2 separate regions of the Homo sapiens genome follow, and region 2 is linked to region 1. Evidence: read pairs that join two places in POLR2A ChIA-PET (ENCODE). Cell type or tissue: CD4-positive, alpha-beta T cell. All regions are shown on one strand. Each heading gives the region's core, and the rest is flanking DNA. Links, peaks and the distances in the headings are about the cores only.

What was found. ChIA-PET counts read pairs that join two places held together with the same protein. Peaks named below come from ENCODE experiments on the same cell type or tissue, not always from the same donor. Only the 100,000 strongest peaks of a DNase experiment are listed, where the experiment ranks them.
Region 2: POLR2A ChIA-PET joins it to region 1 with 5 read pairs; 17 of 35 experiments call an interaction of 5 or more read pairs at or near these places.

The regions. Positions count from the first base shown.
Region 1 is chr5:132,744,589-132,749,958 of GRCh38, reverse strand. It overlaps CCNI2 (cyclin I family member 2), which reads right to left and starts at 2,533. Exons shown (of 6, transcript NM_001039780.4): 1 at 2,035-2,533; 2 at 1,484-1,612; 3 at 537-611. The coding sequence starts at 2,463. RefSeq lists silencers at 2,171-2,360, 2,381-2,450, 2,461-2,880 and an enhancer at 2,971-3,050. In CD4-positive, alpha-beta T cell, for the core only: CTCF peaks have their summits at 2,696 and 2,901; DNase peaks (open chromatin) are centred at 2,018, 2,588 and 2,918; H3K4me3 peaks cover 1,589 bases; H3K27ac peaks cover 234 bases.
Region 2 is chr5:132,811,392-132,816,761 of GRCh38, reverse strand. It overlaps SOWAHA (sosondowah ankyrin repeat domain family member A), which reads right to left and starts at 3,460. Exons shown (of 1, transcript NM_175873.6): 1 at 1-3,460. The coding sequence starts at 3,140. The coding sequence ends at 1,491. RefSeq lists enhancers at 1,315-1,815, 1,816-2,316 and a silencer at 2,356-2,425. In CD4-positive, alpha-beta T cell, for the core only: no CTCF peak of the experiment used is centred there; DNase peaks (open chromatin) are centred at 2,461 and 3,021; H3K4me3 peaks cover 699 bases; H3K27me3 peaks cover 2,022 bases.

The DNA.
Region 1 (5,370 bases), core at 1-5,000:
AGATGCCACAGTGAAATTCAGCCATCCAGCCATGCCTGAAATGCTCATGGGCCCCTTGTACTTTACCCCCAGCACATGGCCCTCCTGTCCCTCTCAGGGGTCCCAGAGTTCCCAAGGACCAGCTTCATTGACACAGCCAAGTCCTCAAGTCTCAAGCAGCTTTCTTAGACATAATTGCTTGGGGTGGATGTTAAGTCACATGGTTTGGGAGGCCTTTTTCCTTGCTCAACAGCAGATGCCCCTGTTTAGAGAGAGGTAGCATCTGTCATCAACCAGTGAGGCCAGATGTATCTGTCAAGAGTTCAGGTCTCTAGGTTTGGTGGGCCAGGACAGTTCAGCTGCTCTACTTGTTCATTTGTGGGGTCTCAAAGCCTGACAAGCCGATGGAAGGGATAGCAGAGATGCCGGCAAGTTGGTGACTTTTTCAAAACATCCACCATACCTAAGGGCACAGACCTATCAGGAAACTGGAGTCCTCCAATGTTACACCCCTATACCTCAAGTGCAGCCCAGTGTGGACTTCCAAGGATGCATACCTCCTCTTCTTCATTAACTTTTGCAGCGAGCCTCAAGGAAGTAATTGTGGCGCAATGCAGGTATTTCTCTTTTACCTGCAGTATGGAACAAACACATTTGAGCAGAATATGAATGCCAGAAACAAACTGAAAAGCATCTGTGTTTGTTTTCTTTTATACACTTTTTTGACATGGAGTCTCACTCTGTTGCCCAGGCTGGAGTGCAGTGGCATGATCTTGGCTCACTGCAACCTCCACCTCCTGATTTTGAGCGATTCTCCTGTCACAGCCTCCTGAGTAGCTAGGACTATAGGGGCGGGCCACCACACCTGGCTAATTTTTGTATTTTTAGTAGAGACAGGGTTTCACCATGCTGGCCAGGATGGTCTCCAACTCCTGACCTCAAGTGATCCACACCCCTTGGCCTCCCAAATTGCTGGGATTACAGGCGTGAGCCATTGCGCCCAGCCGTTTGTTTTAATAAGCTTTTTTTTCCCATTTTTAAAAGGCTCAATTTCTCCACAAGACAGAATGTTAGTGCCGTTTTTAGATCTGACCAACGAAGATGCTCCTGATTTCAGAACTGCAGATGACTGGGCAGTATTCCTTCATTTCGGGACTGACTGGAGGTGGGAAATATGGCACCTTCTCAGGGAACCCAGTCTCATCCTAGCCTCAAGCTGCCCTCGACAGGTCGAGACAAGCACATCCTACCTCATTACACAGGAAGCCCTTTCCCAGCTAGGTCCTCTCACGCTCCCCAAGTCCAATCCTGATGACTACATGACCCTGAGACAGCCAGTGTAGGATGTGGAGAGGTTCCAACACCAGCTCTTCCACTCGGAGCAAGTTAGTTTATACACCTTGGTTTTGAGCATCTGGAAACCCTCACCTCTCAAGCAGGAATGGGGAGCAAAGGTTAGTTTCTTCTCTCACCATCTGCCACCGTCCCTCAGAGGCCTCCCTACCTTCACTGAAATCAGGAGGCGGCCAAAGATGGTGAGGGCCAGGTTAAAAGTGGACTGGGAGAAGTAAAAGGTGTTCTGAAGCCGCAGGAGCCACAGCACGACTTCCTCGAAGGCGTCGCAGATTTCATCCTGCTAGGAAGAAGAGCAGGTGGGGCGAGGAAGGTCGCTAGCGGCCACTCCTGGTCCCCCAGCAGCAGGAGCCTCCTGCTTAAGGTGCGGGGGGTGGGGCAGTGAGAAGTCCCTTCCTCTGCATGCCCGCTGGGAGTAAGCGCCCCCCGGCGCAGCGGCTCACCCATCACCCCCACCCCTCGCGCCCACTTTTCGTCGTAGGCTGAGTTCCTTGATTCAAACAGGCCCTCTTCCGAAGGCCCTGCTAGCAAGACGCCCTCCTAGAGAGAAGCTGGTGGATCCAGCCTCGTGCCTCTCGTGAGGGGCCACACCTGGGGAAGGGCCCGGCCTCCAGTTTCAGAACACCCGAGCGCGGGTGCAGGTGGAGGCCACATCCGCCTGCCGTGCACGCGCGAGGAGGGCCACGCGGCAGCGACGGGTACCTGGGGTTTGCCGCCCCGCCACAGGCGCGCCTCGCGGTCCTGGGCCAGCTGCAAGTGGCAGAGCAGCCGGCGCTCGTCCAGGTCGCCTTCCAGGTTGCGCGGCTTGCGGGACTGTGGAGCCGGCCGCGGAGCTTGCTCTGGGGCGGCGGCGGGGACCGCGTCTGCGGTTTTCCCGGCTGGCGCCGTACCGCGCCGGGGCCGCACGGGGACTGCTGCGGACGCCGCGTGGAGGGAGGCCGCTCCGGGCTGGCGGGTCCCAGGGCACCTGCTCCGGTTGCTTCGGGGCAGAGGGGCCTCCCCCGGAGACGGCGGGAGAGGAACGCCCAGGGCTGTTTCCTCCAGACCGGCGCCGGGACGCCCGCCTGGGCTCTGGACGGCGCTGACCTCTGAGCTCGACGGCTGCGGCGGGAGCTGAGCGCCCGAGGCCATGTCGTGAGCGGGATCCTGAGTCTGAGTTGCCGCTTAACCCGGCATTTTATAACCCAGCTCCCGGAACACTGCAGCCTGGGGCGCCGCCGGGGGAGGTGGGGAGGCGGGCTCGGCGGGCCCCACCCACAACGCTCGCGGTGGAGCTACCTCTGGCGCACCGGGCCGCGCCTCGCCTCCTGGGCACTCGCCCCGCGGGTGGGCGGCGCGCACCCAGGATGCGGCAGGACTGGGCGCGCACAGGCGGGTGGCGGACCCCCTCCCTTCCCTCCATCCCCGCTGCTGCCTAGCGCACGCCTCCTCCCCCCTGCCGGCCGTGCTCCCTGAGCAGAGCCCCCAGCCAGGGGTGGGGCGGCTGGAGACTGCGCCCGCCTTGGGCCAGGACTCCCGGACACAGACCCTGGGTCTTACCTCACATTACACACTTGGGGACACAAGACCAGGTAAAGAAGCAGCGAGAGCGCCCTCCTCAGACAGGCTTGAAATGGAATTCCAGACGCGCTGTGTGATCTCATGCATGTGTCGTGACCTCTCAGAGCCTTGGCTACCTCTTCTCCGAAAAAAAAAGTGATAATACCTCCCTCACAAGGTGATTCATTCATATACATATATGTTTATGTATCTATACATACATATATAGCTATAAACGTATAATAAGGAAAATCATACAAATCATATATATGTATACACATACATACATAAATTTTAGGGGTGGATCTTGCTATGTTGCCCAAGCTGGAGTGCAGTGGCTATTCTCAGGTGTGATCGCAGCACACTACAACCTCAAACTCCTGGACTCAAGCTACCCTCAACCTCAGCTTCTCAAGTAGCTGAGACTTACAGGTGCACACCACCACACCTGGCTCCTAAGTTATATTTTGTTTAAAAAATTCATTACATTAAATGTATATTAAAAATATATGGGAATACCAGAAGGACAAGAAAGAGAGGAACAGAAGAAATATTTGAAACAATAACGACTGAGAATGAATATTTCCAAATTAATGCCAAACACCAAACCACAATTCTAGGAAGCTCTGAGAACATTAAGCAAGATAAATGCCAAGAACTACACCTAGACATTCCTATTTAAACCGTAGAAAATCAAAAGAAACTATCAACAGAGTCAGCAGACAACCTATAGAGTGGGAGAAAAGTATTAGCAAAGTAAGCATTCGACAAAGGTCTTAATATCCAGAATCTGTAAGGAATTTAATTAAACAAGCAAAAAACAACCCCATCAAAAAACAGGCAAAAAGACATGAATAGACTTCTCAAAGGGAGATATACAAGTGGTCAACAAACATGAAAAAATGCTCCACATCACTAATCATCAGAGTAATGCATCTCACACCAATCAGAATGGCTACTATTAAAAAGTCAAAAACCAACAGACGCTGGTGAGGCTGCAGGGAAAAGGGAATGCTTATACACTGCTGGTGGTAATGTAAATTAGTTCAGTCACTGTTGAAAGCAGTTTAGAGATTTCTCAAACAACTTAAAACAGTACTATTCAACCCAGCAGTCCCTTTACTGGGTATATACGCAAAAGGAAAATAAATTGTTCTACCATAAAGACACATACATTTGCATGTTCATCACAGTACTAGTCACAGTAGCAAAGACATGGAGTCAACCTAGGTGCCCTTCAGTGATCGACTGGATAAAGAAAATGTGGTACATATACAATATGGAATACTATGTAGTCATTAAAAAGAATGAAATCATGTCCTTTGTAGCAAACATGGATGAAGTTGGAAGCTATTATTCCAAGCAAATGAACACAGGAACAGAAAATTATATACTACATGCTCTCACTTTTAAGCGAGCATTGAGTACACATGGACGTAAAGATGGCAACAGTAGACACTGGAGGCTACCAGAGCGGGGAGGGAAGGAGGGGACAAGGGTTGGATAACTATGGGGTACTGTGCTCAGTACCTGGGTGACAGGATCATTCATACCCCAAATATCAGCATTGCACAATATACCAGAATCTAAAATAAAAGTTGAAAAAAGCCTGCAGGAAATCAAGATTAAAAAAAAAAAATCTCAAAAGAAGCTGGCCTGTAATCTCAGCACTTTGGGAGGCTGAGGTGGGCGGATCACTTGAGGTCAGGAGTTCAAGACCAGCCTGGCCAATATGGTGAAACCCTGTCTCTACTAAAAATACAAAATTAGCCAGGTGTGGTGGCACATGTCTGTAGTCCCCGCTACTCAGGAGGCTGAGGCACAAGAATCGCTTGAATCCAAGAGGTGGAGGTTGCAGTAAACTGAGATCATGCCACTGCACTCCAGCCTGGGTGACAGAGGGAGACTCCATCTCAAAAAAAAGAAAAGAAAAGAAAAAAGAAAGAAAGAAAGAAAGAAAGAGCAAGCAAAGCTGGGAGCAGGAGCTGGGTAGGATGAGGTGGAAATAAGATAAGGTGGGATAAGGATAAGAATCACATTGGACTTGTCTTCGGAAATCATGCAAGCAAGAAGAGAGTGGGGTGAAATATTTAAAATTTTGAGAGAAAACCCCCACCATCCTAGAATTCTGTATTCAGTGAAATTATCCTTCAGAAGTGAAAGAGAAATACTTTTACAAACAAAATTGAAGGTATTTCTCACCAGTAGACCTGCTTTGCAAGAAATGTTAAAAGAAATTTTTCAGAGAGAAGGAAAATGATATAGGTCATAAATTTCGACATAAAGAAAGAACTTTAAGGAATAAGTGAAAGTAAAATAAAACTTTTGTTTTTCTTATTCCTAATTGATCTAATAATCATTTATTCAAAATAATAATAATGTATTTGATGATTGTAGGTTATGGATAAGTTGAATGAATGACAATAATGATACTAGCCATGAGAGGGAAGAATTAAGAATACTTTGTTTTAAGTTACCTGCATTACCTGGAAAGCAGTA
Region 2 (5,370 bases), core at 194-5,193, 67 kb before region 1:
TGCTCAATCAAAACATTCCATGAAAGACTGCCTTAAGTAATTTCAAAGGCTTCACTGATACATATGGGGGTGGGGAGGGAAGCTCCACTACCCCATGCCACAAAACTATTTGATATAACTAATGACATGCAAACACAATTTGCAAAAGCAGAGCATTATCACAATATGACATTTAAAAAATTGGTTGAGTAAACAGATTTCATATCTTTAAAACATAAAATAATTACACTGTATTGAGCCTGGGAAATCTTGGCAATATCTACAAACTTTCTCATTTACAGATAGGAACAAAGGCCCAGAGAAGTTAAGCCACTCATCCAAGCTCACTGAGCAGAGATTCTGCATTTGCTATTTTGGAATAAGTTGTCTACTTTCAAATGGTTTTTTAAAATGGGTATTACATACTTTTTGTTTGTACAGAACAGTCATATAAAATAGTTGCTCCTTAATTGTATCCATTACTATTTAATCGCTCATTTTTCTGTAATACTATTACTTTTTTAATAGTCACCTATTTCACTGAAAGGCTCCACTGGATTTGAAAACCAGATTCAGAAACATGGCACAAAGGTGCAATTCACAAACCACAATTTTTTTAAAAAATTAAGTAGTCATGCCAAATCAAAATAGCCACCCACAAGTGCCAAACACGTTTCTATTTCATGATGGAGACAACCACAAATTAAAAGTATCTGTCAAAATGTCTCTTTTCTCTAAGTCACCTTTACTTTCAAGATGTACTTGTTTGCAAATATTTAGCATTCACAGTACAACTGAAATTAGTTACATTCATAATGGTCACAATCGTTATTCTGTGTTCAAGACTCTCCAGAATCTTGATTGCCTAAAACGAGGTAGATAAACTTTTAAGTTTGTTGGTTGGGATTAATTTCCTTTAGATCTTGATCATCTATTTTTTAAATAGAATTCCAAAGTATTTAGCAAAAAAAAAATTGAAAATGTCTAAGCACTTTGCCTAAAAGTGGAAAAATATAATTCCAAAAGGTTATTACGAAAGTTGCATTACCTCATTTCAATTTAAAAACAGAATAAAAGCATCAAATTACAAAACCACCACATATCTTAAAGCTGACAACCTAACATCTTTCAACATTTAAAGAGACCCTTGCTCTAGCTCTGTCTTGGGATTGTGTAGCTGCAGAGGCATCAGGTGAAGGCTTTCAGGGGCCAGACCAGCTGCTGCCCCTTAACCTTTGACCCTGGATTTCAAGTTCCCTCTAGAGTTCAGGCCTGTCTCCTGGAGTTCTTTATAGGAAGCTCTCACTGATTTCTCAAATCCCATCTCTGGAGATGGGTCATGCTTCAGAAAGAAGCTGGAGGTGCAGGCCCATCTGGGTAAAACAGGCTGCCCTGGACAAAGCTGGAAACAGAATGAGGCTCCAGGCGTTGATTGGGCTGCAGTCTTGGGCGGGTTTGGACTGCGACGAGCAGGCCACGATAGATCAACCAGGTGGTAGCCCCAGGGACCTTCAGGTTGTTGGAGGCAAACTGGGCACTAGACCAGCTAAAGGCCCCGGAGTAGGTCGACGAGAGATTTCTGAGAAGGCTGGCAGACCACCGCGGATCTTTGTCTTTTTACGTGGAGCCATGGGCGAGGCGCTCAAGAACTTGCTGAAGGAGCTCGACTTCTTCAAGCCTCGGGCCAGGTCCTGGAGCATGAGGTCGTCAGCCAGGACGCCCAGAAATGCACTGGTGGTGGAACTGAGGATGGTGGCGGCCACCTGTACGGGGCGCCTGGCAGCAAGACTGCCACTTCCACCACCGGTCGCATCTGGCTCCGTGGTGCCTCGCAGGCCTGGATCGCCAAGAAGGCGGCGCAGCGCGTACGAGGAGCCGGGCCGCAGGTACTGGTAGGCGCGACGCCCGCTGTGATCACGCACGTGCACCTGGGCACCCAGACGCACCACCAGCAGCACGGCAGCGTCCTCGTGGCCGTGCAGTGCAGCCAGGTGCAGCGGCGTGTAGCCGCCGTGGGAGCGTGCGTTCACGTCGACTGGTGCGCCACTGCGCCGCGCGACCTCCACCAGCTGCAGCGCCATCTCGCCGTCGCCGCTCTTGGCGGCCCAATGCAGGGCCGTGAAGCCAGACATGAAGTCGCGCTTGGCCGCCAAGCCGCGGTCGCGCAGCAGCAGCCCGTGCAGCTGGTGGGTCCAGCGGCCCCCGGCAGTCCGCACGAGCCACTCGTGCTCGGACGGCTCCAGGGGCACCGCGGACGGCGGCGGCGCGGCGGGCAACTCCTCGGCGTCAGGGCTCAGCAGACGCGGGCCGGCGCGCGACAGGCGCCTCAGGTGCGGGGAGCGGCCCGGGCCCAGGCCGAGGCCCAGACCGGACTCTTCCACCGAGAGCCGCCTCAGCAGCAGAGGGGAGCTCCGCGGGCTCGGCTCCTCCGACAGCTGCCGGCGCAGGCCGGGCTCCTCCGCCCGGAGGCGGAGCGTGGCGGGGGCCGGGACGCAGCGCACCGGCAGCATACAGGGCTTCTGCTGCGGCGGCCCTTTCGCTGCCCCGGGCCCGGGCTCCGCGTCTGGCGGATCAGAGCAGGGCGATGCCGCCTCAGAAGGGGCCCTAGGCGGTGGGGCCGCGTCTGCGGAGGGTCTCTCGGTGGCCTGGGCTAGCTCAAGGGCTGGAAGCGGTGGGTCGGCGGACCGCTCCCCGGGCGGCTGAGCGGGCTCGGAGGCCGGCCCCCCCGGGGTGTCCTGTGGCTCTGTTGGCAGACCCAGGTCCCCTGGCGGCTCCACTGGCCGCGGCACCCGGACCAAGGGCGGAGCTCCCGGGGCAGAGGCGCTCCGCGGCAAGACCGTCGAAGTGGGTTTCGACGGCTGGGCCGCTGCCCCCGGGGGGCCGAAGGGTGCGGGCTCGGGCTCCGGGGGCCGGGGCTTCTTCCTCAGCACCACGAACTTGACGCCGTCGAGCTCCTTCACCACCGCCACGTTGTTGACGAACTGCTTGAAGCGGTCCCTGCGGGCGGCGCGGCCCCGCGGGTCGCCGGCATCGAGCAGCGGCTTGAAGCGGCTCAGCAGCTCGGAGTTGCGCACCTTCCCGCCGTGCTCCTGCAGGAAGCCCAGCACCGCCGCCTGGCTCACCCCGGCAGCCGCAGCGGCGGCGGCGGCGGCCAGCGCCATGGTGGGGCCCTGGGTTCCTGGCTCCCGGGGCGGGTGGGCGCCGCGTCGCCGCGGGACGCGCGGGAGCGGGGTTCCGGGAGGCGCGGCCGCGCTCACCTGGTGCCTTCCCCGCGGCCAGCCGGGCGTGTCCCCGAAGCTGGACCTCGGTCGCGCCAGTGCCGCTGGGCCGGGGCGTCTCGGGGCGAAGGGCGCCGGGGGCCGCGGGGAGCGCCCACCCCCAGCGCCCCGCCGGGCCCCGGCCTTCGGGGTAGGTTTCTGCCTTTGTATTCTGTCCAATGGGCGCCTGCTTCCATCCCCCGCGCCGCGCTCGCCTTACAGGTGACAGCTGCCCCCGCGATGCAGAGGGAACCGGAGCAGAAATTCCCGCCGCCCCCCGCCCGCCCCAGAATTAAAGGCGCAGCGCTCCAGCTCTGGTCTCGGTTGCTAGGTGGGTGTGTTCCCTAGGGACGCCGCGGTCCGCCAAGGAGGAATGGATTTTTATTCCTTTAATAAACATTTAACCACTGCAAAACACCAAGCGATGATTTCAGAACAATCTTTTTTTTTTAAAGGTCGTCAATACCACTCCAGTTTTTTTTTTTTTTTACTGTGTTTCATGCAGGAAAACGGCTTCATGAGATTTACAGCAAAACCAATTCACTCTGCGCGGCAATGCACGTTACTCTAGGTTTAGAGAGACGTTTTCAAAAGCAATTTTCTCATGGTAAGAGAATACATTTTCACGTAGAATTTGGGGTATAAAACCACAGGAAACATAAACATAACAGGAAAACATAGAGGAAAACATAAAGAAGGAAAAAAAATCACTTGAAATCACCATTAACATTTTGAAATATCCTCTCCCTGTCTCCCATGTGTGTATGTATGTTTATGCTTTAAAGTAAGAAAGCAATGCGGAGTCATGCCATGGTTTTAAACCTTCGTTTGTTCCACAGATAGGTATTGAGCACGTAGTTTGTGCCAGGACTTTTTTTTTTTTTTTTTTGGCTAAGATGCGTCAGTTAGCAAGACAGATTTAAAAACCCGTGACCTAGTGGGGCTCATGTGTTGGAGGAGAACAGAAGCATATGGTGAATCCGAAAACTATATGATATACTAAATACATGCTATGAAAAAAGCACAGCGGGGTATAACGGATGAGGGTCAGGTTGCAATTTTGATCTGGGCAGTCAGGATAGTACTCGTTGTGAAAGTGACATTTAAACAAGGACTTGAAGGAGATCAGGGAGTTATGTAGACGGGGAAGAGGTTTCTAGTTGAGGGAACTGCCTGGCAGAGGTAGAATCAGTTCCTTAATTTAAAATGCAGGCCGGGCGCGATGGCTCACGCCTCTAATCCCAGCACTTTGGGAGGCTGACTTGGGCGGATGATCTGAGGTCAGGAGTTCGAGACCAGCCTGGCCATCATGGTGAAATCCATCTCTACTTAAAAATACAAAAATTAGCTGGGTGTGATGGCACGCACCTGTAATCCCAGCTACTCCGGAGGCTGAGGCAGGTGAATCGCTTGAACCCGGGAGGTGGAGGTTGCAGTGAGCTGAGATGGCGCCACTGCACTCCAGCCTGGATGACAAGAGCAAGCCCTGTCTCATAAATAAATAAATAATTGCAGTACTACAAATATATCTAACCAGAAGCAGCATATTGTAGTAGCTGAGAAAACAAGACTCTGGAGTCAACATTCTACACTTGAGTTCTGGCTCTACCTTGGGCAAATGCCTTGACTTCTCTGTGCCTCAGCTTTCTTGTCTGTAAAGGAATGAGGAAAATAGTACTTACCTGCTCAGATGGTTGAGAGAATTAAGTGAGAAAATAAACACAAAAGACTTAGCATAATGCTTGGCTTACAGTAATCATTTGAATTATTATTAGTAGTATAGTCACTACTATTAGTATTACTCAAAAGGAAAACAGAAGACTAAAATGTAAAGGGTCCCCTTTCCCCAATCCAATCCCCAGGGGCAATTTCTGAGTTCAGCCCTGTCCCCAAGATGCAAACAATTTAAACATTTCCCCCTCACTTTATATTGTGAGCATTCCTCCCAATGACAATAGCTAGTCTAGTCTTCAAAAACATACAACTTTTAATGATAGCATCAAATAAATGTAGTATTATACTTTGTTTTCTTGTTCTTCATTGTTTATATTGTTTCTAGTTTTTAATTCTTATAAATGATGCTGTTGATATATAAGACTTTGTGCACCTTTCTGAGTAATTCCTTAGGATAGGC